Regions from separate parts of the Homo sapiens genome. Here region 2 is linked to region 1. Evidence: chromatin loops called from intact Hi-C (ENCODE). Cell type or tissue: PC-3. All regions are shown on one strand. Links, peaks and the distances in the headings refer to the core of each region. The heading gives the core; the rest is flanking DNA.

What was found. A loop is a pair of places that touch in the nucleus more often than their neighbours do. Peaks named below come from ENCODE experiments on the same cell type or tissue, not always from the same donor. Only the 100,000 strongest peaks of a DNase experiment are listed, where the experiment ranks them.
Region 2: it touches region 1 in a loop (6-fold over the local background); 3 of 110 quality-filtered maps call a loop at or near these places.

What each region holds. Positions count from the first base shown.
Region 1 is chr3:122,449,419-122,464,906 of GRCh38, reverse strand. KPNA1 (karyopherin subunit alpha 1) reads left to right here. Exons shown (of 14, transcript NM_002264.4): 4 at 866-965; 5 at 3,589-3,683; 6 at 10,906-11,037; 7 at 12,843-12,931; 8 at 13,274-13,373; 9 at 15,170-15,333. Among named protein-coding and RNA genes, the nearest start is that of WDR5B-DT, 41 kb to the right of the region's middle. In PC-3, for the core only: a CTCF peak has its summit at 5,731 (motif pointing left); a DNase peak (open chromatin) is centred at 5,686.
Region 2 is chr3:122,529,020-122,546,163 of GRCh38, reverse strand. PARP9 (poly(ADP-ribose) polymerase family member 9) reads left to right here. Exons shown (of 11, transcript NM_001146105.2): 7 at 675-732; 8 at 5,312-5,692; 9 at 9,091-9,230; 10 at 9,822-9,996. LOC105374071 (a long non-coding RNA gene) reads right to left here. Exons shown (of 5, transcript XR_001740869.2): 4 at 14,945-15,040. Among named protein-coding and RNA genes, the nearest start is that of KPNA1, 23 kb to the right of the region's middle. RefSeq lists a silencer at 11,988-12,282. In PC-3, for the core only: no CTCF peak of the experiment used is centred there; a DNase peak (open chromatin) is centred at 12,083; H3K27ac peaks cover 1,649 bases.

The sequences.
Region 1 (15,488 bases), core at 1,947-9,946:
TATATTCCCCTATGAGGATTCTTAGGTATTGCTTACCAGTCATCTAGCATTTACAGCTTAGTGCAGCTTTCTTCACAATTCATCTTGTTGACTGCTACCCTTCATGAAATAAGAACTTTGTTTCTTTCTGACAAATGACCCTGAGAAGAAAATTAACTGCTAATACTGGGGATGAGTTATGGTGGGAAATGGAAACATTCTAATAAAGCAAGAAGGTAGTGGGAAACTGGAAAGTTTTAATAAAACAAGAAAGAAATTTTAAATAAGTTTAAGAGTCAGCTGTTGAATTTGGCAGTGGCTGGATTTATACAGGACCACTCTATTTACTCACTCAATAAGTATTGCAGAGCATTTACAGTACACCAGCCCTTAGTGATAGAGTAAGACAGACAGGGTCTTGGGCTTACAAGGAAGTTACAGTATACTGGAGGAACACAGAAAAATATCTGGGAGTGTAATAAGGGCTGGGGCATACGATTGAAATATGGTGCTGTGATAGAGATAAAGTGGCTACTTTAGGCTTGGAGGTCTTGAAAAGCCATCTTTTAAAACTTAACATTTAATTTTGATAAGAAAGAATAGCCAGCTATGTGATGAGCAAGGAGGGGAAGAGCAATAAGCTCCTTGTCTTATTTACTAGTAAGATCACTTTCTACTGTGAGCTTTTTAATGATAGACAAAGAATTTGGCTTCATTATATTATTAATAATCTTACACGTTTCTATATGTAAAGATTGTCCTACCTTTATGTAACTTCTGGGGAAGTATGATTAACTTAATAACTTGGCCATGATATCTGTTATCTTTCTTTCCTTTGAATTAAGGGTGATAATTTATTATATGTTCTTTTTGTTTGTGATCGCAGGGTGGTGTCATCACTTCTGACATGATTGAAATGATATTTTCCAAAAGCCCAGAGCAACAGCTTTCAGCAACACAGAAATTCAGGAAGCTGCTTTCAAAAGGTGAGCTATGAATATGTTCAGTATATTTTTTCATCTCTCTACAAAATTACTTTCCCATAGTCTGTTTTTCATACCACAGGTAATTTGTGTTGGAGTATTTTTATCAATAAAAGAATAAAAATACAGACATATATGTAATTGTGAACCATGCCTAAATTTTAAGTTTCCTATTTATTTGTGGGATCTCACCAGGATCAGAAAACAGAATTATTTTCATTTTTGGGTTATTTTATAAAAGACTTTATAGTGAATAGTAGTCAGTATCATGTTAATTCAAATTGAGAGACTGACTTTTTTTTATAGAGTGACTTTAAAAATACTCCTTGAAAGAGTTATGATTGTTGATTTTAATGTTAGCAATTTACCACTGAAAGTTAGGAATGCATTTACTGGTGGGCAGGGTGATTACCTTTTTTTTTTTTTTTAAAGACGGCTCTGTTGCCAGTCTGGAGTGCAGGCTGGGCGCGATCTTGGCTCACTGCAACCTCCGACTCCCTGGTTCAAGCGATTTTCCTGCCTCAGTCTCCCGAGTAGCTGGGATTACAGTTACACGCCACCACCCCCAGCTAATTTTTGTATTTTTTTTTTTTTTTTGAGATGGAGTCTCACTCTGTCGCCCAGGCTGGAGTACAGTGGCGCTATCTCGGCTCACTGCAAGCGCCGCCTCCCGGGTTCACGCCATTCTCCTGCCTCAGCCTCCCAAGTAGTTGGGACTACAGGCGCTCGCCACCGTGCCCAGCTAATTTTTTGTATTTTTAGTAGAGACGGTGTTTCACTGTGTTAGCCAGGATCTCGATCTCCTGACCTTGTGATCCTCCTGCCTCGGCCTCCCAAAGTGCTGGGATTACAGGCGTGAGCCACTGCGCCCGGCCTTTTTTGTATTTTTAGTAGAGATAGGATTTCACCATGTTGGCCAGGATGATCTCGATATCCTATCATGATCCGTCTGCCTCTGCCTCCCAAAATACTGGGATTACAGGCATGAGCCACCGCACCCGGCTGGTAAGTACTTTTTTTGATATAATTAGTGTAGAATGGAATCTGATACTTGTTATCAACCTGGGCAAGTAAAAAGAATTCTGAACCCGATTATAACGTTGGTAGTAAATACTTAAACCCCCCAGTATTAAGTTATGGTTGTTTAGAGTCATTAGTGATTTAAAAAAATTTAATATATCCCTTGAGGTTAAGTGGAATAAAAAACTACTACTATGACAAAAAAATATTGTCTTTTGCAGACCGCTTATTAAAAATATTTGAAGGAAATGTACACTTCCTCACCCCTTTTAAAAAAGTCTTATCTCTTTCAACATGCTAAGCTTAATGGTTTTCTTCTGTAATGTGCTTTTTTTTTTTTTTAAGGGCTTTCACCATTCTGCTACCTTCCTGCATGTATTCTGGTTTGCCAGCATACCTCTTAAAAATGTGATAACTAGAATCCAATATTTCAGATGTGTTGTTATTAATGTAGGGTATGGTGAGAGGTTACCTTCTTTGCCCTAAGAGTGTCTATTTTGATAATGTAGTCCAAGGTAGCTAGTTATTTTGATAGTCATGGCATAGTAATATTTTATTGAATTTTCAGCAAACTAAACTCCCTAGTGCTTTTGTTCACGAACTGTTGTTAGGTTTTGTTTGTGAAGTCATGTAGATTTTTAAAAATTGCCATTTAAAAAACTTAGATGCTGAACTTTGCTTTATTTCTGTTTTTTTTTGTTGTTGTTGTTGCCTATTCTGACTTATTGTTCTTTTTCTGTGTTATTTCTGTAACTCAGCATATTAACTAGTTTATTGTAATCATCAAATTTGTTTTTTTGTGCTTACCTGCGTGGTTAATATAAATGTTCAACCAGGTAAATGACATGTCATTAGAGTCCTTTCCAAATGAACATTGAACCATTAGTCACCTCTTTCAGTAAGGCCATCGACTTGGGTAAGAATCTCCCTAGTAGTATTGTGATCTAATTGCCATTTTTCTGGCATTGCCACACGCATATTGTCAGTAACTTTGTCAGTCTCTGGCTGAAGTTATTAATCTGATTGTCTATGACATTTCCCTCCTATTTGCCTTATAAGTTTTTATTGAGTGACATCATTTATAGGATACTGTATTATCATGAATGAAAGTGAGACTAAGTTGGCAAGTCAATCTTCGTGAATTCTTGCTAGCTCCTACAGGTACAAAATTAAATTCTGCAGGCCTATTGAGAATCTTGTAATGCAATTCCTTAAGATGATTTACAACAGACAAGAGCAGTTAGACTTAAAACTCATGTACAGGAAACAGGCTAGAAGGAAGTATACCAGAACACTTAACAATGGTCTTTTGAGGGGTTTTTTGCCCCCTGCTTTTTAGGTTTTCTAAAAAGTGGAGGCAGTAATTTAATTTTTAAGAATTTTTCCCATCCTTTATTCTCATATTGAGACTTGTCTTCATTGTGAAACATTTCAGACTACCCTGTCCTCAAAGTGATAAACCCAATTTGACATTTCATTTGTTTTAGGTAGATTTCCAGCATGAGAGATGGTAAATGGAGGGAGGGATGTTAAGAAGTTTTGAGCTGTTAAGTTCTTGCATTGAAATCAAAGGATTTTTTTTTTCTTTTATTTTATGGGGAAACAGAACCTAACCCTCCTATTGATGAAGTTATCAGCACACCAGGAGTAGTGGCCAGGTTTGTGGAGTTCCTCAAACGAAAAGAGAATTGTACACTGCAGGTGCGAATAATTTTTATTTATTGCCTCATAACTTAATTCCTTTTGAAAATTTTTATTTTGTACACAAATTTGTTACTAATTTTTATCTGTATGAAGAATTAAGTTTGTTTATAATGATATTCCTGACAACTACATTGCAAGCTGCTTTCATAGCTTTGTTAACATGTAGGCCTTCGTTATACTCTTTATTATTATTATAATTTTTAATCATTTAAAATGTTTATGATTGTGGATAATACTTCTCTAATAGGGAAATGTTTACAGCAGAGGAGCCATTACAGCCAGGAACTTATGTGTGGGCTACATAAAATTTGGTGTTGAGGGAGTTTTAGATGATACTTGGTGGCTTTCTCAGGATGGTGTAACATGGGCTAGATCAGAGTCTTATTAATTCCCAAATCTGTTCCTAATTAATTCTTCCTCCACCCCACAAAAAGCCGATAAGGAGATAACTTTGTCAGGAATCTGTGTACTTATTGCTGTGTCAATTTAGGCTTTCAGTACTGTACTATATAAGGGATTCCAAGAGGAAATTTTGTAATCTCTGGATTCAGAATTTTCTTTTTTTTTTTTTTCTTCTTTTTCTTGAGACAGAGTCTTGCTCTGTCGCCCATGCTGGAGTGCAGTGGCAAGATCTCAGCTCACTGCAAATTCCATCTCCCAGATTCAAGTGATTCTCCTGCCTCAGCCTCCCATGAAGCTGGGATTACAGGCAGCCACCACCATATCCAGCTAATTCTTTTATTTTTAGTAGAGATGAGGTTTTGCCATGTTGGCCAGGCTGGTCTCAAACTCCTGACCTCAAGTGATCCACCTGCTTGGCCTCCCAAAGTGCTGGGATTACAGGTGTGAGCCACTGCTCCCAGCCAAGTATTCAATAATTTTCATAAGAAAAGAAACCAACAGTCAGCTGACTCTCATCCTAGAAATTCTAAACTACTATTTTTTTTCCCCCTGGATAAAGTTGGGTTTTTAGAAACTGATGATTTTTTAGTAAACTTCCCTGGAGTAACCAACTGAGTCAGTGCCTTTATTAGTTACAAATACATGTGATCCCTAAATTCTCACCTGTAGGATCTAATCTCAAAGGCTTGGGCCCTGAGACTATGCAGCTATAAAAATTGGTTAGGTACCAAGTTGATCACAAAATGGGATTATCTTTCTAAGTAAATATTTGCCAAAAACTAGTTAATCAAAGATATCCCCCACCCCTTGTGTGCTGTTCTTTACTCTAAGGCTGGAGCCATGTAGACACTGGGGCATTTTTGTTAAGTGATAGCTCCTGTCCCCAGGTTCCTTACTGTCTACACCATTATAGATTATTCATACAACTTGATGATTTGCCTTGATGTTTTCTCTCCTTTCCTCCTATCCCTTCTTTCTCTTTGTTTTACACTCTTTGTTGCGGTGATGAGTTCCTTCCAGAGGAAAAACAAGAAATCCAGAAAAGGTAGAGTACTTCAATGTCACATCAGTTTTTCTTCTCCAGTTTGACACTTACCAGTTCCCATGCTCATTTGAATTAAGGTTCTGTTTTGCTAGCTGCCTCCTGGATTGTAATTCTGGTCCCCATCTAAGGCCAGGATCATCAGACACCTGAAAAATAATCACGTTCACCCTGAGAGCAAGGGAAGAGAGACTTTTCTCAGGATAAAAGGAAATCCAGACAACCAACACTGCAGAGAACAGAGCCTGATCCCCTAAGCAACCTGCCGAGAACCAGAGGGACCAAATGAGGAACCTTACTGCAGTTTATCATTTGAAATGCTTTGTAGGAAGAGGGAGGTAGGGAAAATTATTTTGTTCATGCTGAAAAAAGTGTTTCTTTCCTGTCTCTGGGAATGAGAGTAGATGAGAGATACTGAATTTACTCCTTGATCTGGCGGTTTTTATTAGGTGGTAGTTCTTTTATGCATTAAATATAGATGGTATATAACCTTTCAGATCTAAAATGAAAAAAGTCGGAGAAATGGATCTTTCCCCATCTCTGCATTCCCTTGTACTCCTTAAAAAGTACAAGTACATTCTCCGACAGTGCCCTCTTCTGGCTAAGACATTCTACATCTTTTTTTAATTCATTACTCTGTAATCTTGGAACTTGTATTTTAACACATCTGAAGATGAAAGCCTTCAGAAATCTCTAATTTGCTTCTATGTAAACTCCCAGATTCCACCCTTGTGCAAACTAATAATTAGGCTGAAATATTGCAAAATGATTCCTCCGGAAGTGATAACCTCATGATTTTATGAGGATAGTCTTAGCTGTCCTAACTCTGAGAAATAACCAACTGTTTGTTATCTAAGGGCCATCTCTAGCTTTTTTATGTGCACATTTAAGGACACCATGGTGTTCTCCCTCCACTGTGACTAGTGGGGACCTTTGACCACCTCAGAAGCAAGGGGGCAAATATATCGAGAGAGACCTTAAAGCCAGGAGACTTGATGATCTACCATGCTTTCAAATAATTAGACATGCTCTGGGAAGCTTGGAGGTTACTCCTTCCTCTGCCTTCTTGGAGAGCAGACAGATGTAAGCTATCCCTGATACTCTTACCTGCTTACTAGAACTTGAATAATGCACCTTTGGAATAGGGCTTTTGTCATTTCTCTTCCAGAAGGAGAGTCATGCTATGTGGTGCCAAGAGGAAATTTGATGGCTCAGCTCACTAATAAATCTTGTGGACAAACTTAATTTCTTCATTCCATAGATAAAGAACTGTGAATCCTATTGAAGGGTCTTTTTATGTTCTTTCTGGCTTCCCAAGTCAGTAAGGTACCTCAAACCAGGGAGATAAAAGTGCCTGCTTTGAGCATTGCTACCCAGGTGCTGAAGGTGAACATGGGTGGAATCTAGGATTTTGGAAGCAGACAATGGCTTTTAGCTAAGCGCATTCTCAAGCTCAGTGACATCTAGGTCTCAGATAGACTTGAGCCCTTGTCATGAGACTGGTCTGGTTTATGGCATGGTCTGTGAGCCTACTTTTTTGCTTCTTTGAGTCCAGGCCCAGTATCTTTGTGCTGTCCTTTGCAATGCTGAGATGTGGCATTCCCAAACTTTCTTATAGAAGTTTATAAAAATAGCTAGAAATAAATATATTGCCTTCTATTTCCAAATATTAGACAGATAATCCTTGAAAAGTTGTAAATTTGAATTACATTGGCTTAGTTTCCCCTTTTCTGCCTTTCTTGTCCCCTCTAAAAGCTTAATGTGATAAACTGCAGTAAGCCTTCATCCTCCTGTGTCTTTTCCCATCTTCATTGATCTCTCTGCCTTTCCTGGAAAGTTGCTCAGATGACTCAGGCACTGTTCTCTGCAGAGTTTGCTATCTGGGTTTATTTTTCTGATGTGAGCCTTTCTTTTCACTTGCTCTCCAGGTGAGCCTGGCATTTGCTAGGAACCAGAGTGGAACCGGCAAAGTGGCCAGCAACAGAGTCCTGATCCAAATGGAGAAAGGGAACCAGGCGTACCTCAACCTGGAGTGGGAAACTTGATAGGAGGTCAGAAGTACTTCAGCTTTGGATTCTCATTTTCCTTATTTAAGGAACTGAGCGCCAGAAGGTAGAGACTAAGAAAGGGAAGAGAGAAAACATCAAACCTTCAGTGTGCAGATTTCAGGTGTAGCCTTATTTAGTGAGTTCAGGACAGTGAAAAATAATGAGTGGAATTACAGTTTATAAGTAGTTCCAGCTGCATGATAGCTTGTTTCCTTGTATGATGCCATTCTTGGATATTAAGAATATAGTAGTTTAAAACAACAAAAGAAGTGAAGATTTTATTTGGCCACCATTTGTTACTTCAGGCAATACCATTTCTTAGATTTTTTTTTTTCCCAGGTTAATGATTTCCTGGTAACAGGGTTGCTTACTTTAATTAATTTTTTTGGCTGTTTCTATCATAACTTTATGCATATGTGTTTGCCATCAATTCTAGGCTTTCCCATTTCACAACTATTTCATGTTAAATTCTAATCTAGTACCCAAGGCTGAAACATTTAGAAAAAACAAAAAAATAGATGGCAAATCTCAGTGGAATACAGCTTTAAAGTACAGACTATGATGAAAGGGAAGTTATGTAGTTTAAAGTACATCTAATTTTTTAAAAACATAAATACGTTTAACAGTTACTTCTTCTAACATTAACAGAGGCCTATACTCAGGGAAATTCTGTTTTTTACTCCCTCCTCTCATACATATGTGGATACCTGCATAAACATACATACATATCACACATGTATAGATGGGTGTAGAAAATTTCACAAATACAGCTTGATTAGCTTTCACAAAGTGAAAACAGCAAAGTAATCAGCACCCTGTGTGTGTGTGTTTTATTGCCTTATTAATGCATGAATATGGTTGTATTTTCAGTGGTCCTCTTGTTACAGTTACCCATCTACTTCTATCCCCAATAATAGCAAAACTGTTTTTGATTTTCATTCCTGAATTGCATTGAGAGGTTATCATCATTGTGTACTACTTAGTGATAAGCATAACTGGCATGTTATTCTTTTGCTAAGATGTAATAATTTCTTTTTTTTACCATCTGTATTCAGGCTGTTATTCACTTACTTTTCATTTTCTTAGTCATTGTCACTTGAATTGTTTTGCTTCTCTATTTTATTAACTTGTGTAGCTTCTGGAATTCTCCCTCATTTCCCCTGAGATCTTTGGTGCTAAACTCAAAATAGCAGTTTGAACGCTGGCACCAATTAGAATTCTAAGTAATTTTTTCTCACCAATAACTCTGTACTATATCCCTGTATACCCAGGTTATTATTATAATTTCTTTTGCATCCAAATCTCACTGTAATCTTTTTCTTGTATACAGATGGTATGTATTCTGATCTTATTTTTTTTCCAGATTGCTTTTCCTTAGAGTTTTCATTTATTTGACTTTATGTTTGCAGTATCTGATGACTGTTTATTGAACTTTGAGCCTGCCTTGTGGTGGGACAGTTTGCTTTTATACTTACATCATATGACTCTGGTTTACAAATTAATTTTCCTAGTAAGCAAAAGAAACTACATCTTAGGTGAACTTGTTTTTTCTTTTTTAGTATAAATAATCTGGCATACTGTTATTTAAAATTTCTTGAACTAGATATCCAAACTACAAGCAAATGAAATATTTCTGGGTCAGCATTATGTTTCAGGAAACTATGACTGGGCTTCGTAATGTATTAGATTAGGAGGCTGTAACTTAGTCCTTGTCTTTGACTGTGTAACATTACTCGAGTCATTAGTCAAATTGTTGGATTTTTTTTCAGATAGTTTCCTCATTTGTACACAAGAAAAGCCAGATACTTTACATCTCTGGGTTGTTGTAGGGATCATCTGCGAGTATGTGAATAGTACTTTGAAAATATAAAGTGGCCGGGTGCGGTGGCTCATGCTTGTAATCCCAGCACTTTGGGAGGCCTAGATGGGAGGATGACTTGAGATCAGGAGTTCAAGGCCAGCCTGACAAACATGATGAAACCTCGTCTCTACTAAAAATATAAAAATTAGCCGGGCGTGGTGGCACATGCCTGTAATCCCAGCTACTTGGGAGGCTGAGGCAGGAGAATCACTTGAATCCGGGAGGTGGAGGTTGCAGTGAGCTGAGAACGTGACATTGCACTCCAGCCTGGGCAACAAGACTGAGACTCTGTCTCAAAAAAGAAAAAAAAGAAAATATAAAGTACGGTACAAATGTCAAGTTTTAATTCAGACGTACTGAAAGGGACTGAGTGTTGCTTTCATTAGTAATTTAATCATAGAGATAAATATGGGAAGAATTTTTATTTCATGATATCTGGGGTTTAATCTGTAAGTCCCCAGAATTTTTGTTATAACAAAAAGGGACCAGATACGGGCTCTTTAACCGAAGTACTCCTACTCTGGGCCTCCCTGCTGCTACTAAACCACCTTACCTCACTCATGTATGTCACTTTTATAGTTTTCTTTGGAACATCCATTGGTTATGTGTCTTCTGCTATGAATTTTCTATCACTAACATGGCTTTGAACGTGATTTGATCAGATGGCCCATTTTCCTGTCTTCCTCTATTCCCAAAGATTAATGAATTTAGTTTTCTACCTGACAGCTACCTTTTAGTTAATCTGGAAGCTTAGAAGAATCACAGGTCATTTGATGACGACTTGTTATTTTCTCTGATTTAAAGGACATGCCATGGAATTTTTCTTTTTTTCTGTGTATGTGCTTTATTAAATAGAAGACAGAATGGTGGAAGAAACAACCTGAAATGTAATTAAGAACTCTTAACTAAATAGAAAAGAGTTCATTATTGGATTTCTCAATATTAAGCTAAAGAGTCAAGTTAGTGTTAGAGATATATTTTAGTAATATGCTCTATTTTTTGTTGGCCATAATTTCCTTTATATCTTCTGTTTACCAGTGCTGTAATGCTATATATCAACCTTTAGTCAGTTTACCTTCATTTTTCCCTCCCTATTAAGAATGCCCAAAAAGTCCTATCTCTGTATTTTGGTTTGGAGCTCTCTCATTTATTGGAAGCTCTTATTCTTTGAAGTTGTCATTTCTTTTCATTATGTGCTGTTAACTCCTTTCACCTACTTATCATTTGATACCTTTTGCCTTTTTCACTGTGCCTGTATTTTATGTTTCACACTAACATTCTCCCCCCATTTTACTTTGCCCATTCTACAGAAGTTTTTAAATCTTTTTTATTAGATAACATACATGGTACAGGCTAAAAGGCACATAAAGCTTTCCAGTGAAAAGTATCTTTTTCATCCTTATTCCCTAGTTACCATCACCTTTCTATGCAGGCAACAAGTATTTAGTTTCCTCTAACTCATTCTGAAGATAATCTGTGCAATAAGTAAATTAATGCATATATTCCTTTTTAACGCTTTTAGAAAATATGGTATAATGCCATATTAATGTACACTGTTTGCATTTTGTTTTCATTTATATCTTGGGAGATCATACCATATCAGCATATGTAACACTCTCTCATTCTTTTTATGGTGTCATGTTTACTCTTTCTTGAACTGAAATTTTAGACACCCTGAATATTCTTCTAGGTTGAGGTATTTCTTCTGGATATTCTTCTTTTAAAATTAATATAGTACTCAACTGATAGGTTATGTGCAAATAATGATCTCAGAATCTTTTTTTCATGTACAGAAAATGTTACTGTTATAAGTAAACAAACTTTTACATTCTAAAAAGATAATGAAAATTATTTTTATCTTTATAGTTTGAATCAGCTTGGGTACTGACAAATATTGCTTCAGGAAATTCTCTTCAGACCCGAATTGTGATTCAGGCAGGAGCTGTGCCCATCTTCATAGAGTTGCTCAGCTCAGAGTTTGAAGATGTCCAGGAACAGGTAAAAATGAAACAAAAAGAAGCAGGTGAAAGAAAGTTTTTGGCTGGGCATGTCGCTCACTCCTGTAATCCCAACATTTTGGGAGGCCAAGGTGGGTGGATCACGAGGAGTTCGAGACCAGCCTAGCCAACATGGTGAAATCCCGTCTCTACTAAAAATACAAAAATTAGCCGGGCATGGTGGTACGTGTCTGTAATCCCAGCTACTTGGGAGGCTGAGGCAGGAGAATTGCTTGAACCCGAGAGGTGGAGGTTACAGTGAGCCGAGATCGCGTCATTGCACTCCAGCCTGGGTGACGAGAGCAAGACTTTGTCTCAAAAAAAACAAAACAAACAAAAAAAGAAAAACAAAAAAAACCACAAAATTTCCCAACATAATAAGGGGCTGAGTTTCACCAGTTGGCTTTGGTAATCTATGGATTGTCACAAAGGAGTGTTCTAGAAATTTAGTCTTAACCAAATAGAAAATTTCTTAGTGACTGTAGGCAGAATTTCTCTTAGACACATAAAATAATCTTCCCCTTCCAAACCTGACATTCTTTAAGCCCTGTATATGTACTTTTTTAGACCATGTAAGCAGTTACTGATAGAGGTTTTTTCTTGTAGAAATTTCAAGTGTTGAAAGTAGGCCAGGTGCTGTGGTTCCTGCCTGTAATTCCAGCACTTGGGAGGCTGAAGTGGGCAGCTTGCTTGAGCCCAGGAGCTCGAGACCAGCCAGGGCAACATGGCGAAACCCAGTCTCTACAGAAAATAAAGTAGGTGGGCATGGTGGCACACGCCTGTTGTCCCAGCTGCTTGAGAGGCTGAGGTGGGAGGGTTCACTTGAGCTCCAGGAGGCTGAGGCTGCAGTGAGCCGATATCACACCACCGCACTCCAGCCTCGGTAACAGAGTGAGACCTATCTCAAAAAAAAAGAAAGTGGCTAGTCTTTGCCACTTTTGTGCAGAAAAGTACAGAAAGCAAGTTTCTTTTTGTTCACTGTTTTCTTATGTAAGCAAGAAAATACTCTCTTTCTGTCTCTTTTTTTCTTTCTGTCTTTCTCTCTTTCTGTCTCTCCATCTTTCCGTCTTTCTTTCTCTCCGTCTCTCCATCTCTCCTTCTCTCCGTCTCTCCTTCCCTCTGTCTCTCCTTCCCTCCGTCTCTCCTTCCCTCCTTCCCTCCGTCTCTCCGTCTCTCCCTCCCTCCCTCCTTCCCTCCTTCTCTTGCTTCCTCCCTCCCTCCCTCCCTCCCTCTCTCCTCCCTCCCTCCTTTCCCTCCCTCCCTTCCTTCCTTCCTTCCTTCCTTCCTTCCTTCCTTCCCTCCTTCCCTCCCTCCCTCCCTCCCTCCTTCCCTCCTTCCCTCCTTCCCTCCTTCCCTCCTTCCCTCCTTCCGTCTGTCCCTGTCACCCAGGCTGGAGTGCATTGGCTCAATCTCGGCTCACTGCAACCTTGGCCTGTCAGGTTCAAGCAGTTCTCATGCCTCAGCCTCTCAAGCAGCTGGGATTACAGGCGCCTGCCACCACACCCGGCTAATTTTGTATTTTTAGTAGAGATGGAGTTTCACTGTGTTGCACTCCATACTGGGTGACAGAGCGAGATTCTGTATCAAAAAACAAAAACAAACAAAAATGAATTAGTTCTTTCCTTTAATAAACCGAATACCTTCTGTTTGTTGTACACTTTAGGATATTATTTATCTTCCTCCCCCAATCCTACAACTGTTTCATTTGACTCCCTGATGAACGTGTTATTGTGATATACTGGCATCTGAAAGAATTATGAGGGAATTAAACTATGTAACCTTTATTAATGAATGATTCTTTCACAGGCAGTCTGGGCTCTTGGCAACATTGCTGGAGATAGTACCATGTGCAGGGACTATGTCTTAGACTGCAATATCCTTCCCCCTCTTTTGCAGTAAGTTTCTTCTTCCTTCTTCCTTTTTTTTTCTTTTTGAGAATAAAAATGTAAGAGATTCCTCAGAAAGCATTACATGTTTGGAAATCATTTTGGATTTTCTAGTGTTATTTTTAATTCCAGATATTTTCTTGTTTAGATCATTTCCTCAAGCACCCTATCTTTTTCCATGCCAAAATTCTGAATTCTGAATTACTTGCATCAGAATTAATGAAGTTTTAATGTTCTGGAGAAAAGCTATCTGAAGACATCTCTTTATCAAAAGTATTATTATTTAGTATTTATGTCATCAGATAATCACTGTCTGTTACATAGTTTACCATTGTACCATCGTGCTTTTAGGTTATTTTCAAAGCAAAACCGCCTGACCATGACCCGGAATGCAGTATGGGCTTTGTCTAATCTCTGTAGAGGGAAAAGTCCACCTCCAGAATTTGCAAAGGTAAGGACTATGCTTTTGGGACATTGGCAGAAAAAATACAATTAAAAGAGTATTGCAACCAATGGTAAGGTGAACAGGAAGATAATTTTTGTTAAAATTTAAAATGTTAGAATTTTATCTGTTTTTGGAGAAACAGGGTTGTTGTTGTTTTTGTTGGTTCTCTTTATTATTTAAAAAGCAAATTTAGAGCATAGCTTGAAGGTGCACATTTACGATGGGACTGCAAATAAAGCATAGCATGAAGGAAGAATTTGTAAAGCTTATTGAAATTAGGCTTCATACAATTAGTATACTGTTTAGGAGACTATCCTTTCAGTTCTCTTAAAACAGTGGTTCTCAAAGTGTGGTCTGTGAGTTCTCTGGGAGTCCATGAGATTCTTTTTTTTTTTCCAATAGGTTTTTGGGGAACAGGTGGTGTTTAGGTACATGAGTTACTTGTTTAGTGGTGATTTCTGAGATTTTGGTGCACCCAACACCCAAGCAGTGTACGCTGTACCCAGTGTGTAGTCCTTTATCTCTCACCCACCTCCGACCCTTTCTCCCTGAGTCCCCAAAGTACATTGTATCATTCTTACGCTTTTGCGTCCTCATAGCTTAGCTCCCACTTATGAATGAGAACATCTGATGTTTGGTTTTCCAGTCCTGAGTGACTTTATCTACTTGTTGATTGATGGGCATTTGGGCTGGTTCCATGTGTTTGCAATTGTGAATTGTGCTGCTATAAACCTGCGTATACAAGTATCTTTTTCTTATAATGACCTCTTTTCCTCTGGGTAGATACCCAGGAATGGGACTGGTGCATCAAATGGTAGATATACTTTTAGTTCTTTAAGGAATCTCCACACTGTTTTCCATAGTGGTTATACTGGTTTACATTCCCAGCAACAGTGTAAAAGTGTTCCCTTTTCACCACATTCATGCCAACATCTATTTTTTGTTTTTTGGTTTTTTGAGACGGAGTTTTGCTCTTGTTGCCCAGGCTGAAGTGCAGTGGCGCGGTCTCGGCACACTGCAACCTCTGCCTCCTAGGTTCAAGTGATTCTCCTGCCTCAGCCTCCCGAGTAGCTGGGATTACAGGCGCATACCACCACACCCGGCTAATTTTTGTATTTTTAGTAGAGACGGGGTTTCACCATGTTGGCCAGGTTGGTCTTGAACTCCAGACCTCAGGTGATCCACCCACCTCAGCCTCCCAAAGTGCTGGGATTACAGGCGTGAGCCACCACGCCCAGCTGCATTTTTTAATATGTTTGTTGGCTATTTGTATATCTTCTTTTGAGAATTGTCTGTTCATGTCCTTAGCCCACTTTTTGATGGGATTTTTTTTTCTTGCTGATTTGAATTTCTTGCAGATTCTGGATATTAAAATAAATGGGTATTTTTGTAGTTGTTTTTAATTTGGAATCATTTTTCACTGAACAAAACCTTAGCATTTTTGGTCTTTAACAAAGTATCTAAAATACAGAATTTCCTAGTTTTCACATTTGTGAAAGTTCCTTTACCTGTTTAGTCCACAAAGAATGTGTTTTGATAGGGAGTCTTACTCCAAGAATTGATGTATATAAAACTTTGCTCTCTGAAATTATTTTCCTTGGGCTTTGACTACAGATTAGTGCAAGATCACTGACAACATTGCCAAAGATGGAAATGCCACTTAGGTACTTGCTGCTTCATCTTTAGAAGTGTAAATCACCCTAGAAGTCACCAAGTACATGCCTGGTTGCCTTCTTGAGTATCTCACCTCACTTCTGGCTTTTAGTCTATTGAATTTCATAATCATCATTTTCCTTTTACAGGTTTCTCCATGTCTGAATGTGCTTTCCTGGTTGCTGTTTGTCAGTGACACTGATGTACTGGCTGATGCCTGCTGGGCCCTCTCATATCTATCAGATGGACCCAATGATAAAATTCAAGCGGTCATCGATGCGGGAGTATGTAGGAGACTTGTGGAACTGCTGATGTAAGATATCTTTTAGAAAGTGTGTCCACTTTCTCTCCCTTGGTACTAGTTTTCTAGCTGCTAATACTTAAATATTAATGGATTGTACATGATAATTGATTTATTGTGCTTTGGGCTACTGTTTTTGTTACTTGTTTATTTTGATGTCAGATCTG
Region 2 (17,144 bases), core at 8,286-16,285, 75 kb before region 1:
CATCTATATTGCCAATTGTATCTACTTTGAACAAGGAAGACAGTGAATACCATGGCTCCAAAAGCTAAGTGAGATGTGTTATTTCTAATAGACATTATGTTAATGGATCTGTGTTGCAATATGCACAAATCTTTGTCTATAGACTTTCATATAATAACAATTACAATAGCTACCATGTACTTAATGTTTACTACAAGCCAGGAACAATTTTAAGCACTCTATAGGAATTAACTTACATAAAACAGATTATTTTATTATTCAATTTACAGACCAAGTTTGGTGTGTATACCATTTTTAAATGAATTTGTGTTTTATTAGTTACCTATAGTTTTCTTCTTCAGTGACATATCCACAGCTTTAGTTTAGCACAAGCAGGGCATTAAAATCTGTTGAATGAATGCACGGTTATATTTTGTCTCGGAATGTATAGTCTTCTTTATTTATACCAGATTTTGATTTCATCTCCATTTTTCCTATGCTTATTCTTTCCGTGTTCTAATAGACTGAGGTCCTCTTCTCTGGGACTTTCCTAAAGGCTGCTTTAGATTTGTGGTAGTAGGAATGGGACTGACAGAGTGGATGAAGTCAAGTGCTGTGTGTGCAGAGAGGGAGACTTTGATGACAATGGCTATCAGCCCTGCTTATGACTCTCTGCTCTGTTTTGCTTCTTGTAGGCTTTCAGTTCTGAAATGGCAAAGAGGTCCAAGATGCTGAGTTTGAACAATTACAGTGGTGAGTAAGAAATTCACAGGCCAATAAGTAGGGTCGCCCACCATTGGCTCATTCTATTCTTGATCATCTGAACTAACGGAGGGGAGAAGAAGAATAAATAAGCCAAAGGTATTGCATTGTGGTCCTGCTTGGATACCTGCCTACTCTCTACCCTGATCATGATTCTTTTCTTGCTTGGTCCAGTTTCATGATATGAACAGAGGAAGGTTGAGTTGCAGTGGATAATCCAAGATGTGGGTGGTTGATTCATAAATAGATATCTATAATTTTTTCCCAAGGAAAAGTTCTGGCTTCCATAAACTGGCATTCAGTCACTCTTTCTGCTCTGAACATCTAAATAGGGTTACTTATTGTAATTATGGAAAACACATCTCAGTAATGCCAGATAAATGGGTTAACTCAGTGTTACTCAAACCCAAGTAATCACTGGGATCATGATGGAAACTTTAAAAAACAAACAAACGCAAAACCCCCAAAATATGTATTTGTCCCAACTCTACAGATGCTGATTCAGGGACTCTGGGTCTGGGCCAAGCATATCTATTTTGAATGCTCCCTAGTCAATTTTGATGCCGAGCATATTTTCTTTTCTTTTTGAGACAAGTTCTGACTCTGTCACTCTGGTTGGAGTGCAGTGGCGTGATCTCAGCTCACTGCATCCTCTGCTTCACAGGCTCAAGCCATCCTCCCACCTAAGTCTCCCAAGTAGCTTGGACTACAGGCACATGCCACCACACCCAGCTAATTTATTTTATTATTTTATTTAATTTTTTTTTTGGTAGAGACGGGGTTTCGCCATGTTGCCCAGACTGGTCTTAAACTCCTGGGCTCAAGTGATCTGCCTGCCTCCACCTCCGAAAATGTTGGGATTACAGGCATATAACATCATTCTTTTAGTGGAGTTTGGGTGGACTGAGATGGAATGTTCAGTGGCCTGGCAGTGCTGTAAGTAAGGAAGGAGAGCATTAACAGTTCTGGCCTGGAACTGTGCCTTTTATGATCCTGTTTATTTATCTGTATAATGATGATAATAACAGACATTGTGAGGATAATAGATTATGTATGTAAAAGTGTTCTATAAATTGAAAGCATTAAACAAATGCCAGGCAATAAATAATGACTGGGAAGATAGACAAACTCCCCAGTTAGCTAAGGGGAGAAAGGGATTCCTTTTGACTGGAAAAGATCAAGAATGGCTTCATGAATGAGATGGTTCTAAGCTGGGCTTTGAGCATGGCAAGATTTCCAATGTCCAGAGAGGGTAGGGTGGGGCATCCAAGGTAGAGAAAACCCACAGGAGCAAAGAAATCCAGTGCATGTTTGGGGAACCACAGGGAATCCATGGTGGGTACATAAGAGGAGTTTTAGGTGAGGATAACATAAAAAAGGAACATAAAAAGGTCTGTATGTCATTAATCTGAATAATGGCGGCAAATGTCACCATTTAATTCAGTAATTCTTGCGGACATCTGTAAAGGAATTATATAGCACAGGACAATAATTAACATGGAGATGATTAATCAAGGGACATGGCGGCTCAAGCCTGTAATCCCAGCACTTTGGGAGGCCAGGGCAGGTGGATCACTTGAGGTCAGGAGTTCGAGACCAGCCTGGGCAAGATGTTAAAACCCATCTCTACAAAAAATACAAAAATTAGCCAGGTGTGGTGGTGCATACCTATAGTCCCAGCTACTTGGGAGGCTGAGATGGGAGGATCACCTAAGCCCGGGGAGGTCAAGGCTGCAGTGAGCCATGATTGTGCCACTGCACTCCAACCTGGGTGACAAATAAACAAAATGATTAATGATGATGATCTCAGATTATCAAGGAAAGGTTAAATAAACTATTTAGGAAGGGCCGGGCACCGTGGCTTACGCCTGTAATCCCAGCACTTTGGGAGGCTGAGGCAGGCGGATCACCTGAGGTCGGGAGTTCGAGACCAGCCTGACTAACATGGAGAAATCCCATCTCTGCTAAAAATACAAAATTAGCCGGGCATGGTGGCACATGTCTGTAATCCCAGCTACTCGGGAGGCTGAGGCAGGAGAATCGCTTAAACGTGGGAGGTGGAGATTGCAGTGAGCCAAGATTGCGCCATTGCACTCCAGCCTGAGCAACAAGAGGGAAACTGTCTCAAAAAAAAACAAAAAACAAACAAACAAACAAAAAACTATTTAGGAAGGCAGAGAGGTGGTACGTTATCATTAGAAATATTTAATTCAGCCGGGCACGGTGGCTCATGCCTGTAATCCCAGCACTTTGGGAGGCCGAGGCAAGTGGATCACCTGAGGTCAGGAGTTCGAGACCAGTTTGGCCAACATGGTGAAACCTTATCTCTACTAAAAATACAAAAAAGAATTAGCCAGGCATGGTGGCGTGTGCCTGTAATCCCAACTACTCAGGAGGCTGAGGCAGGAGAATCGCTTGAACCCAGGAGGCGGAGGTTGCAGTGAGCTGAGATTGTGCCACTGCACTCCAGCTTGGGCAACGGAGGGAGACTTGGTCTCAAAAAAATAAATAGATAACTCAGAGTTAAAATTCAGTGTATTTTGGTGCTAGAAGAGTTATCCTTTAGTGATCCGAACAATTTACTTATCTAGAAGAATAGTGCTCGCTTTGCCAACACATATACTAAAGTTAGAATAATAATTATTGGCCGGGTGCAGTGGCTCACGCCTGTAATCCCAGCACTTTGGGAGGCCAAGGCGAGCAGATCATGAGGTCAGGAGTTCAAGACCAGCCTGGCCAACATGGTGAAACCCCATCTCTACTAAAAGTACAAAAATTAGCCGGGTGTGGTGGTGGGCGCCTGTAATCCCAGCTACTCGGGAGGCTGCAGCAGGAGAATCGTCTGAACCCAGGAGGCGGAGGCTGCAGTGAGCCGAGATTGCGCCACTACACTCCAGCCTGGGCGACAGCCTGGTGTGAACCCGGGAGGCGGAGCTTGCAGTGAGCCAAGATTGCACCACTGCACTCCAGCCTGGGCAACAGAGCGAGACTCTGTCTCAAAAAAAAAATTAGTATTATTATTATTATGATTATTGGCCAGGCATGCTGACTCATGCCTGTAGTCCCAGTGCTTTGGGAGGCCAAGGTGGGTGTATTGCTTGAGGCCAGGAGGTCAAGACCAGCATAGTGACACCCTGTCTCTAAAAAAAAAAAAAAAAAAAAAAAGTAGTAGTAGAAGGAGGAGGAGGAGAAGAAAGGGGTAGGGGGAGGGAGAGGAGAAAGGAAGAAGAGGAAGAAGAAGAAGAAAAAGAAGTTTCTCTTGATAATAATGGATAAATGCAATATCACTATGCATTGTTTTTATTTTCTCCTAAAAAATAATATAATCTCCTAGACAGAACAAGGGTTTTAAAAAAAGTATGCCTCCAATATAAAACCTGGGTTACTTCTTACTGTTGTCTAAAACCTTGGCTTTTGTCTTTTTTATCTTTACTCAGAGGAAGGCCATCCTCCCCATCTTACTTCTAGGTCTGTCCTTATACTTCTTTTGTAGCTCCTGTACCACACAACTGAGATCTCAGGAGAAAGATGAGAATTTCCACTGCTATTCAGATATTACTCACTGGGAGGCATATGTGGGAGCACTGGAGTCAGATGCCCATACCTACTAGCTTCATGGCCACCACTAACTAGTCCTATAGCCATGGGCAAGTTACTTAATGACTCTGTGAATCAGTTTCCTTGTTGGTGAGATGGGACAACTACTAGTATCTTTCTCATAAGGTTGTGAGGAATCCTGAGTAGTGGAATTACAGGTATTTCTTCTTTCCATTATATGTCGATAATTTCCCAATTTTTAAATAATAAACATGTATTATTCTTAAAATCAGAGATTCATGTTTGTTTTTTAAAAAATAATTTTGACTCTTCAAGCTCTGTGTCTTTCAGAGATGTTTGATTTTAAAACTAGTAGCAAGAGGTTAAGGAAAATCCTATTCAGCAGGAAATAATACTTAGTTAACATCCAGGGTGAGATCACAAGGTGAACTCATCTGTGAACTGCCAAATGCAACATAGCAGAGGCAAGAGACGATAAAGCTAATCCATTACAAGCTAAACTCTGTGTTCCCAAGGAGGCTGTAAACGATACAGGTTGATTTCCTTCATACCCAATGCAGCTTTCAGAGATAGGTACTTAATTGAAGCTGCTACTGCTGACAGTGGTGACAATATCATAGGGGTAAAACACTGGCCATGGTGTTTTGTTCTGCACTGTTTTAAAACCCACTAGTCGGCCGGGCACGTTGGCTCACGCCTGTAATCCTGGCACTGTGGGAGGCCGAGGCAGGCAGATCACGAGGTCGGGAGATTGAGACCATCCCGGCTAACACGGTGAAACCCCGTCTCGACTAAAAATACAAAAAATTAGCCGGGCTTGGTGGCGGGCGCCTGTAGTCCCAGCTACTCGGGAGGCTGAGGCAGGAGAATGGCGTGAACCCGGGAGGCGGAGCTTGCAGTGAGCTGAGATCGCAGCACTGCACTCCAGCTTGTGAGACAGAGCGAGACTCCATCTCAAAAAAAAAACAAAAAACTGCTAGTCTTCCATGGTTGCTTATTATAGTCATTTCAGTCCCCCAGTCAACCAGAGAGGAGAAAAGAGAAAATGGGCTTGAAGCTAGATCTCCTGCCATCAATCTGATGGGATTCAACGTGGAAGAGATGTATGAGGCCCACGCATGGATCCAAAGAATCCTGAGTCTCCAGAACCACCACATCATTGAGAATAATCATATTCTGTACCTTGGGAGAAAGGAACATGACATTTTGTCTCAGCTTCAGAAAACTTCAAGTGTCTCCATCACAGAAATTATCAGCCCAGGAAGGACAGAGTTAGAGATTGAAGGAGCCCGGGCTGACCTCATTGAGGTGGTTATGAACATTGAAGATATGCTTTGTAAAGTACAGGAGGAAATGGCAAGGAAAAAGGAGCGAGGCCTTTGGCGCTCGTTAGGTGAGTAACTTTCTATCAAATTAGAAAGTAAATTCTCCCCATTGTTTCTTCTTTTGGGTGTGAGCGTGTATGTATGGATGTGGGTAAGAGACAGAAGGAGAGAGGAGGGATCAAACATTCTGGTTCTTTGTTAGATCATAAGCCTTTGTGAGCTATTTTTTTGCTCTCTTTTGACAATCAGGGTTATTTGTGAACACATACACAAACACAATTTTATTTACTTGTAATAACCTTGATTGTCTAAGAGGCAATTACATGGAATTTTGGCAGTGGTAAAACTCAAGCCCAAGCCATGGGGAAAAGTATACATTTCTAATTCTTCAGATGCAGCACTCAAGTGTAGACACATTCCATCTGATTAACTTATTTCTTTTATCAAGTTTTATTGTATTTATTTGTCACTGACAGCATTAGGAACGCTAAAATTACTTACCTTGAGCCCTCTCGCCAATGAAGTTATACATTGGTAATGTGAGGTACACTCAAGTATCTCCCATTCAGCGGGACTAAACTCATCAGGATACACGTGGGAATTTGGATCTGGAGAGATCCTTTTAACAGAGCCCTAGAGCTAACTAGGAAATTATACTATTGAAATGCCATCTCGGGGCTGGGCACGGTGGCTCACGCCTGTAATCCCGGCACTTTGGGAGGCCGAGGTGGGCGCATCACCTGAGGTTGGGAGTTCAAGACCAATCTGACCAACATGGAGAAACTCTGTCTCTACTAAAAATACAAAAAAAATTAGCCAGGCATGGTGGCCCATGCTTGTAATCCCAGCTACTCAGGAGGCTGAGGCAGGAGAATCACTTGAACCCAGGAGGCAGAGGTTGCAGTGAACCAAGATCGAACCATTGCACTCCAGCCTGGGCAACAAAAGCGAAACTCTGTCTCAAAAAAAAAAGAAAGAAAGAAAGAAAGAAAGAAAGAAAGAAAGAAAGAAAGAAAGAAAGAAAGAAAGAAATGCCATCTTGGGAGATAGAGATAGAGATAGATATAGATATCATTCAACTAATGCATATTGCACCCATGACGTGCCAAGCATTGTGCTAGGTGCAAGGACTACAGCAATAAACAAGATAGACATTGTTCCTGCTCAAAGTCTAATGGGGGACCTTGACGAGCACACAGATTAGTGATGATAGAGGAGAGCGAAAAGTGCTCTGGGAGCACTGCGGAGAGGCACCTAACCCAGACTTGGGAAGTCAGGGAAGGGCTTATCACAGGTGTCATAAATGGAGAACTGGATAATAGGTAGAAGTCAGGCAAAGAAAGAAAACGTCAAGAAATAAGATTGTCGCAAGGCCTGGATTATGCAAGACCTTATAAATCACGTGAAAGAGTACAGAGAGTTTCTTGAAACAAATAGGGAACCTTAAAGAATTTTAAGCAAAGTTAACATCAGACTTGTGTTTTTAGAAAGATCATTGGTTATAATGTGGAGAATGGATTTAGTAAGAGGTACAAAAATTCAGAGGCAAAATTTCAAAGGACACCTTATTTTCACCATGTGTTTGTAAAAATAATGCAGGAATAAATGATTAGAGTGAGCGAGAGTTCGCCATAAATGTTGTATTTACATCCCACAGAAAACACAGTGGCAAAAAAAAAAACATGGATAAAAAGAATACACAAGCATAAGAACCAAGATTATGATTTTCGCTTAGTTTTTGAAACAGTGAATGTAGGTATTGAAACTGACACCAGTGCCAGCTTAGGGGAACAGGATACAAAGAAACATGGATCTCCTATAAAACTTGTGGCATTATTTTGTTAGAGTGTGTGTGTGTGTGTGTGTGTGTGTGTGTGTGTGGCATTGCTTTAAATTAACTGAAATCATAAGGTGGGCCAATGCTCCCAGCTATTGACAATTTTGAGTCATATAAGTCTCTTGCTCTGCCGCACGATGGCACTTTTGGTAGTTGAGGACTAAGCATATTATTCCATAGAAGCCTTAGAGGTTCAGGCAAACCTGCCCTGTCTTAATCAGATTAAGATCTTCATTAACAAAATGGATAATTTTGAGATGAGTTATCATTATAAGGAATATCAAATATCCATCAGAACAATAATTTTATTTTTTAAATCAAAGTTAGGCATGGCCTCTCTTTTATGCCACTCTTAATCCTTCCTGGTAGGCATTTCCAACGGCAGAAGTTTGTGATCTTTGGGTCCCCAGTGCCCAGCCCAGTGCCTGACATGTAGGAGGAGCTTGGCAAATGTTTGTTGAACTCAAGTAAACTGAACTCTAATATTACACCTTATAAATATGAGCTATTGCTCCCCAAAGTTAATTTACAGTCTTCTGTTGTAGTTTCTGGGCTTTGCAACTCCTCTGCTATGGAGTTTTGTCCCTCCTACTTTCTCAGATTTACAACTTGGCTCTCTAGTGAGTTCCCCTCAATTCGTCACCTGCTTTTTGTGGTTAAATTGAGCCCATTCAATTAGATAATGAACCAGGGATTAGGTCATTTTAGTATACTTGGTCTTAAGTCAAACTAAAAGTAAACCAAGAGAAAACAAGTCTTTTTTGGTTTTCATTTGTCCACCTGTATATTTAGTCCAGTAAGGAGCTCCCTTGGACAAAAACAGGTTGAAAACAAGGATGGGAGGAAAAAAAGGAAGGAAGGAGGAAGGAAGGAAGGAAAGAAGGAAGTAAGGAAGGAAGGAGAGGGAGGGAGGGAAATGGGAGGAGGAGAAAGGAGGAAGGGAGGAAAAACAAGACATCATAGACTCTTAATCTCCAAATTTTGCTCTTCTTCATTGGGTGGTATATGAGTGATACATGTTCCAAGTATTTTGCCTTGTCACTTACAAAAAGCATTGGTGAAAGCCAGGTTTGTAATCTTAGTTCTTTACTTACTAGGTGTGTGATATGGGGCAAGTTACTTATTTGAACTTCAATTTCTTTATTTGTAAAATTGTGTTAATTATTACGTGGTGGTGCTATAATGATCAAATAAGGAAGGAAACTGAAAATTTTGAAGTGTTTTACAAATGTCATGTCATTTCCCATCATTCCTTACTTAATATTTTCTAATGCCTGTCTGTTTTTGCTGATAGGCATTGGGGCTAGAAATAAAAACATTTCCTATGAGCAACACAATTATTTCTCATCATTACAGCATTGATTGTGGAGAAGCAAGTATATATTATGCTCCTTTTACTCACATCCCCTTAGCCTCATGATTCAAATCATCCAAAGACAAATTTATTACCCCTTTATTTTATCCTGACCGCTCGTAGTATTATAGCTCTCCTCGCATGTCCTAAACACATGAGGCACACAATTTAAACTGGCTAATCCCTTCCTCTAAATTTCTAGAATTTGTTTCATTAAATTTCTTTTCTCCTCTCTCAGAGCATTGAAGTAAAGTTTTTGTGTTACTCATTTTTAGGACAGTGGACTATTCAGCAACAAAAAACCCAAGACGAAATGAAAGAAAATATCATATTTCTGAAATGTCCTGTGCCTCCAACTCAAGAGCTTCTAGATCAAAAGAAACAGTTTGAAAAATGTGGTTTGCAGGTTCTAAAGGTATACCTAACAAAGGGGAAGATTTGGCTCATTTTGTTGTTAATTAACTTGTTTCTGTAGCCAAAGGAAAAGCTCACCTGCTGATGATTCTAAGCTGGCTGCTCATGGACTTGGAATCCTAGGTCAGTAAGACTGAAAAGAGAGCAGGGCAGGGCAGGCACGAGGGATATAGTTGGAATCGGGAGGTAGGAATGACATCAGGACACACAGAAGCAAGGATTCCAGATCCAGGAAGCCCGTCTTTGAGCAAAATAAAAGAAGTGGAATAGCATTTATCACACTGTGTTATAATTGTTTACCTATTTTTCTATCTCACTAAACTATGAGCTTAAGAGGGCAGAGACTATGTCTAGGTCAGTGAATTTTTGTTAAAGGAATTTATTAGAGAAGGGGCAGGGAATTTTGAAGAACGAATCAAAATAGGAGAGGATTAGAGGGAGGAGAGACTCTTTTGCAACTTTCTATGAAAAGCGAATTGCATGCAAAGTAGTATTATGCACATAAGCTCCTTTATTTTTGAAGCAGTATAGCAGGCAATTTAAAGAGCGGTTCTCTAGCCTCTTTTTCAGTCTTTCTTTTCTATGGTTCTAGGTGGAGAAGATAGACAATGAGGTCCTTATGGCTGCCTTTCAAAGAAAGAAGAAAATGATGGAAGAAAAACTGCACAGGCAACCTGTGAGCCATAGGCTGTTTCAGCAAGTCCCATACCAGTTCTGCAATGTGGTATGCAGAGTTGGCTTTCAAAGAATGTACTCGACACCTTGCGGTAGGTGTCAATGCCTCATCATTGGGGCTACTCTGTGGAATTTGGTGAGCTGACATCAGTAGATTCTTCCACTGATAGCATTTGTTGTTGTGGGGAAGGGATCATTTGTGACTGTGATTTAGAGGTCACAAATGATGACCCAGGTCACAAAGTATTTTGGAAAGAGTGGTATTTTTTACTTTTCCTTCGTATCTTTTGTTGCTGATGCATTTTACATTGATGAAAAGTGTGAGCAGTAAGAACTACGGTTCACTGTTTTTCTCCTTTATGTGTTTCTGTGTCCTATCCGCAGAGAACACGTTGAGGCTTTTTTTTTTTTTTTTTGCCTTACTTATCTCAACAAAATTATTACCAACAGCACTGAACCGTCCTCATCCCTTAATTAAAAGGGCATTTTCCCAAATTTAAGAAAGTTGGTCTTTTCTCTTTCATCCCTTTGTTTCCTATAGCCTGCTAGTGAATGAATTAGGTATCATTTGGCAGGTGAAGTGCATAACATCTTAAGATCCTCTTCATCCATAGGAGTTCTATGTGTAACTCCCATGTCTCTTTTCAGATGTACAAAAACATTGCATATATAATTCTTATATTGCCCCCTCTACTCCTCAGTCACTAATGAAGATTTCTGGCTTTAGTTCTCTCCAAAAGAGGAAAAGAAATTTAGTAAAAATTATGGAGAGATACTTAGCGGGGTGGCTTGATTTTGCTTGGTCTATTAAATATGTGGCTCTTGATCTTTATCTTTCAACATATGTAGCATGATCCTTGCTGAGGAGTCAATTCCAATAGACTTGGTTTCTAGGATGCAAAGGCTCTAGAAATCATCTTTTCTTTGTTCTGGAGAGAACATAGGCAAAACTTGGGGTAAATGTTGAACATAGACAATTACTGGGGATAAAAATAGAGAAATGAATCCCTACCAAGAAGCCTTTTGGGGCAATCAGGAAAGTGATGATCAGTATAGTCCCTTCATTAGCAAAGTCTTAAAAAATCTATAATTTCCATTTGCTCCTAAAGCTGGCTTCTCTGCAATCCCCACCCACTACTTCTACTTAAATTACTTTCATTAAGATCATCGCTGTGCTCTTACTTTCCAAATCTAGTGAGTATTCTCTTTTCAGTCCTGTGACAGACTCTGCTACTTGCCTACCCAACATCTATACACATCTTTCTTACTAAAACATCTAAGACACCCACTATCCTCCCAAGGAATATGGTCCCAAGGTCTTAGCCAGACTCATCATCAGCTCAAGTTCAGGCAGTTCTCTCTTTATTTATTTATTTATTTTTCTGAGACGGAGTCTTGCTCTGTCACTCAGGCTGGAGTGCAGTGGCACCATCTTGGCTCACTGCAACCTCCGCCTCCGAGATTCAAACAGTTCTCCTGCCTCAGCCTCCCAGGTAGCTGGGATTACAGGCATGTGCCACCACGTGCAGTTAATTTTTGTATTTTTTTTAGTAGAGACGAGGTTTCATCATGTTGGCCAGGCTGATCTCCAGCTACTCGTGATCCGTCCACCTCAGCCTCCCAAAGTGTTGGGCTTACAGGTATGAGCCACCATGCCCAGCAGGCAGTTCTCTCTTAAAGCTTAAAGGCAAGATACTGCCCCCAACATACTCATTATATAGTGATATAAAAAGGAGCGGGAAAACTGCAATGAAAACTCTCATGTTGAAAGGGGAGAAGCAAAACACACAACAGCCACTGGCTCACACCACTTATCTACATGCTGCCGAACAGGTATAGAGAGGACTCCCTATTCCATGTTGTAAAACCTTTATTTTGCACTCTGGGAAAATCTTCCTTATATATTGTGGCCCTTGGCTATTTCCAGGTTCATTGCCTATCAGGGAGCCATGGATTTTCTCACAGGCTAGAATGTGCTCAGGCTGTTGCAACCAGGCTTGTGGTTTCTTCAGCAATACAGTTCCTTTAAAAATTCAGTGGGCACGAGGCCTAATTTCTTCTGGTTAAGTTTATGTCTTTATAACCTAACCACAGATCTTGTCTCCATATAGTCTTTCAACTCAAGATTTTGGTCTCTTACCTGCTGTCTGTGTGCTCTGCCCTTCTCCCTATCCCTTAGCTTAACAGCCACTGCCTTGAGGCAATTCAGACATGACTCATAATGTGACCTGCACCAATTGACTCATCTCTGTAGGCTAGAGAGAACTCTTAACAGAAGGTGCCAGACAAGCCCAGGAGACACCAATCTTGCTACCACTGAAGCTGTTGTTATTTGGAGTACAAAAGCTCTTAGCTTTTTCAGCCGTGCAATATTCCAAATTATAGGACTCTCAGTCAATTTAGATGGCCACCCACAGGCAAAGGAGACAGAACTTCTGTTAACAAACCTTTATTTTCTTTTTTCTATTTATGTTTGCATTCCAACCAGTTCTGAATAAATCTCTTGCTTGTAGGACTTGGTTGAGTGCAGCAAGAAGGCATCTACACATGCAGTTTCTTACTGGGTTGATTCATTTGTTCCACAGGTATTTATTAAGCACATTCTATGAATCAGGCCCTGTGCTAGGGGTACTAGAAATAGAGTGTAAATAAAAAACCATAGAGTTCTTGCCCTTACAATTTATAATCTCACGAGTTCACCTGTTGCCCATTCTTTATCTTCTCTCTTTTTTCCTCTACGATGTCCCCCTTGGTGATGGCACCTGTTCCCATGGCCTCAACTCCTACCTCAATGATGACGACTTAGGAATTTCTAACTCTTAACTCCCTACCTCTCTCCTGACCTGCAGGTTCATATGTCTCACTCTCTTTTTGACATCTTTACCCAGATGTCCCATAGGTAACTCAAATTGATCCCTTTTCTTGGTCATGATTTTCCCTAAGAAATATGCCCTTTGTTTGCTGATTCTCCCTAACCTGGTTAGTATCATCACCATCTACCTACCAGGTTTCCTAAGGCTGAAACATTATCATCCTCCATTCCTCCTTTTCCCTCACCCTTATACCCAGGCATTCACCCAGTCCTAGTGATTCACTCTCATGAAGATCTCAGCCCAGTTTCACCTCTCTATTCCTACTGCCTTAGTTAATCTTCCTTCAGACCTAGACTATTACTAGGTCCTCTCCTTGCCACAAAACACACCCCTACCTAATCTATCCTTTACCACCAGAATTATCACGCTAAAAATTACATTCTTGCTTAATATCTGTATTCCCAGTTGCCTACGGGATAAAAGCCCAAACTCCTTAGCAGAGAATATAAGGCCCTAGCTCCCACATTATTTCAGCAGTCATCACCCACTATGTTCCTCAAGACTGCAGCCATTAACTTTTTAGAGTTCCCTAAACATGCTGTTTACTTTCATGCCTCTATCCCGTTGTCTGTGGAATGACTTCCCTCCTTGCCCTTTTCAGTGCTACAAACCCCTATTCTTTAAGACATAGTACAAATGGCATCTCCTGGTTGGCATCTTTCCTGCAGGCCTACAGGCCTAGTAAGTATCTTCCTCCTCTGTGCTCCTGCATACCTCCATTCCTTTGTTATGACATCTATAACTTTAATAAGTACTAAAATCTGTAGTCCTACAAAACTCAGGCATAGAACTCATTTCCTTTATGGCTCTATAATGGAACTTTACCCAACTCTCACGTTCCCCATGACCACAGATGTGGAAAATTTGAATCTTGACAGTTCAAGGTGAACTCAGTCATTTTCAGAGTTTTCATAGTCCCTTCAAGATTGAAACTCAGTTCCTGCAATGTTTGCCCCTTTTCTCCTCTTTTGTCTATGCTGGGAGAGGCATTGTGGGGAGGGTTGTCTGGCTTATGGCTCCCATTGTCCTCTGCTTGATAAACCACCTGAGCTTTGGTCATTAGCAGTCTCCTGTGCCTTTCACACTCAGGTAGTGTCTGCACAGGCCACTCTATGTCTTTTCCATGCTGAAGAAATTCCTTTCCAGGCCATGTCTGTGTTCCTCCTGCCACACAGGAAATTTTTGAGCATGTTCATCCTCCAAGCTGAATGCAGGGTCTTGGGTAGTGGTCCTCACCTGCTCCAGAGACTTCTCCAGCCATTGCCACTCTCCACTCAGGTGATGAAGCTGGATGAGGGACTGCACCCACCAGAGTCAGGCCAGGGTCCTGTCTGCTCTGTGAGTCCCTCCAATTGTTCTTATTCCGAGATTTCCATTGTTCTGCCCCCTCTTGACTCCCAGGGCTCTCAAGGGAGTGGGGGTAGTGAAGGGAGCCCTTTCCCAAGCTCCCCCAAGAGCTCTAGTCACATCACTTCTGATACTTCTTTTCCCACCAGCTGGAAGAAAGAACTTTCATTTGTCTTGAAATGAGAAAAATGTTCTTAGAATATTTTGTATTACTCTCTGCTCTGTCATTTATGGTAAACAAAATAAAATAATAAAAAAAAACAACCCATGCTCTGAATCCTTCTGGTTTTTAGCTTTTGGTTCAAAAAGCCCTTTTCCTCTCAGAAAAGCTAACTCTGAAAGCCAGAATTTCAAGACCATACTCTCTTCTGTGAATTAAAAATAATTACATATATATATATGTACTTGTAAACACAAACATATAGATACATACAATTATATACATACAGTTATACGGGGTTTCACCATGTTGGCCAGGCTGGTCTCGAACTCCTGACCTCGTGATCCACCCGCCTCGGCCTCCCGAAGTGCTGGGATTACAGATGTGAGCCACTGCACCCAGCAGGCAGTTCTCAAAAAACTATACATATATTTATATATAGACTTTGTTCTCATCTTTATCCTTTTCGCCCTTAATAAGAAGTAGCAAGGACTCAATAGGTGGAAGAACAAAGAGCAAGAAGAAACTCCCGGGAAAGAAAATCTTTGATTTTTATCTCAAAATATTACCTTGCCACATAAATTGTACTATATTTTATCTGTTTACATGATGAGACTTCCCTTTGTGAAATGTTGAGAATAGGGATCATATCTTACTCACTTTTAAATTTCCAGAGCTGCACTGTTCAATATTGTAGCCGCTAGCTACATGCGGCTATTGAGCACTTGAAATGTGGCCGGTCTAAATTGAAAGATGCTGTAAGTATAAAATACACACCGGATTTCAAAGACCTACTACAAAAGAATGTAAAATATCTAATACTTTTCAAAATATAGATTACATGTTAAAATAACATCTTGAATGGCTTAAATAAAAATGTTAATTTCACCTTTTTTAAAAAAATGTTTTAAAATGTGGCTACTAGAGTAGCTGGGAATCCAGGTGAGTGGCACAATACCTGACTAATTTTTTTATTTTTGGTAGAGATTGGGTCTCACTGTGTTGCCCAGGCTAGTCTCAAACTCCTGACCTCCACCAATCCTCCTGCCTTGGCCTCCCAAAGTGCTGGGATTACAGACATGAGCCACTCAGCCTGGAAGTTTTAAACGACATGTGTGACTCATAGTACGTTTCTGTTGTTTAGTTCTGCTCTTGAGCCTAAAAGTGTTTGGTTACATCCCACATAAAGAAAGAGAGGGAAGAAATGAAAAAAGGAAAGGAAGGAAGGATAATATGGCATCAAAGAAGGTATAATTTTTTTCCCTCTAAGTGAGGTCAGAAAGGGCAGTGAACAGGGATTACTTCGAGATCCAGAATTTGGCCCTCAGCCTCCTGAGTGTTTTTAATACCCCAAAGAAGATAATACAGATCACAGGCAATGTGTCAGAATGGAGAGTACTCATTTCTAGTGGTGGGAATAGGGCATATCTTCCTTAGTATCACAGTCCCCAGAGTGCTTGATGGGTGGAAAGTTGCCCGGTGAGCATGGACCTAGATAACATGCACGTGGAGATTCTTCATGAGGTATTGTGCCAACCCATGGAGAGTACACAATACCCTCCTGGTGACTAGAATGCCTCTGTCCTTCCAAATCCAGGAGTGCTTTTCCTAAACAATGAAGTATGCACACTGTCATTTTATATACTCCACATTCCCCTTGACATATTTTTCTTTTTCTTTCCTTTTTTTTTTTTTTTTTTTTTGAGACAGGGCCTTGCTTTGTCACCCAGGTTGGAGTGCAGTGGCACGATCACAGCTCACTGCAACCTCAACCTCCTGAGTTCAATCAGTCCTCCCACCTCAGCCTCCTGAGTAGCTATGATTACAGGTGTGCACCACCATGCCTGGTTAATTTTTGTATTCTTTGTGGGGATAGGGTTTTGCCATGTTGCCCATACTGGGCTTAAGCGATCCACCCACTTTGGCCTCCCAAAGTGCTGGGATTACAGGTGTGTACCACCGGGCCCAGATGACATATTTTTCTTGTAATGCTGTTCATGAGGTTAGGAGGCACTCCGTCTTCTCTTATTAGATGCTATTTTCAAACCATCTTCTTGAGAGTTCTGGAAATATCCCTATTTGTAGCATGTAGAAGTCAGACAATGTTCTTTTTTTTTTTTTTTTTTGGGACGGAGTCTCGCTGTGTTGCCCAGGCTGGAGTGCAGTGGCGCAACCTCGGCTCACTGCAAGCTCCGCCTCCCGGGTTCATGCCATTCTCCTGCCTCAGCCCCCGGAGTAGCTGGGACTACAGGCGCCCCCAACTGCGCCCGGCTAATTTTTTTGTATTTTTTTTAGTAGAGACGGGGTTTCACCGTGTTAGCCAGGATGGTGTCCATCTCCTGACCTCGTGATCAGCCCGCCTCGGCCTACCAAAGTGCTGGGATTACAGGCGTGAGCCACCGCGCCCGGCCGAAGTCAGACAATGTTCTAAGGGAAACAGAACCTTCCTTTTGTTATGCTCTGTCAGCTACTTAGTTGATAATACTGACTTGAATCTAAGTTCTTTGAATCTCAGATCTTTGTCTTTTACGTGGAGTTACTACCCAAATCACAGATAATTTAATCTAATCAATGTGCAATACTTTGAAAACCATTAACTTCTCTATGAACACTAATGGTTCTTTTTTTTTTTTTTTTTTTTTTTTAAGAGTTTCGCTCTTATTGCCCAGGTTGGAGTGCAGTGGTGCGATCTTGGCTCACTACAACCTCCGACTCCTGGGTTCAAGTGATTCTCCTGCCTCAGCCTCCTGAGTAGCTGGGATTGCAGGTGCCTGCCACCACACCTGGCTAAATTTTTGTATTTTTAGTAGAGACGGGGTATCATCATGTTGGCCAGGCTTCTGACCTCAGGTGTTCCACC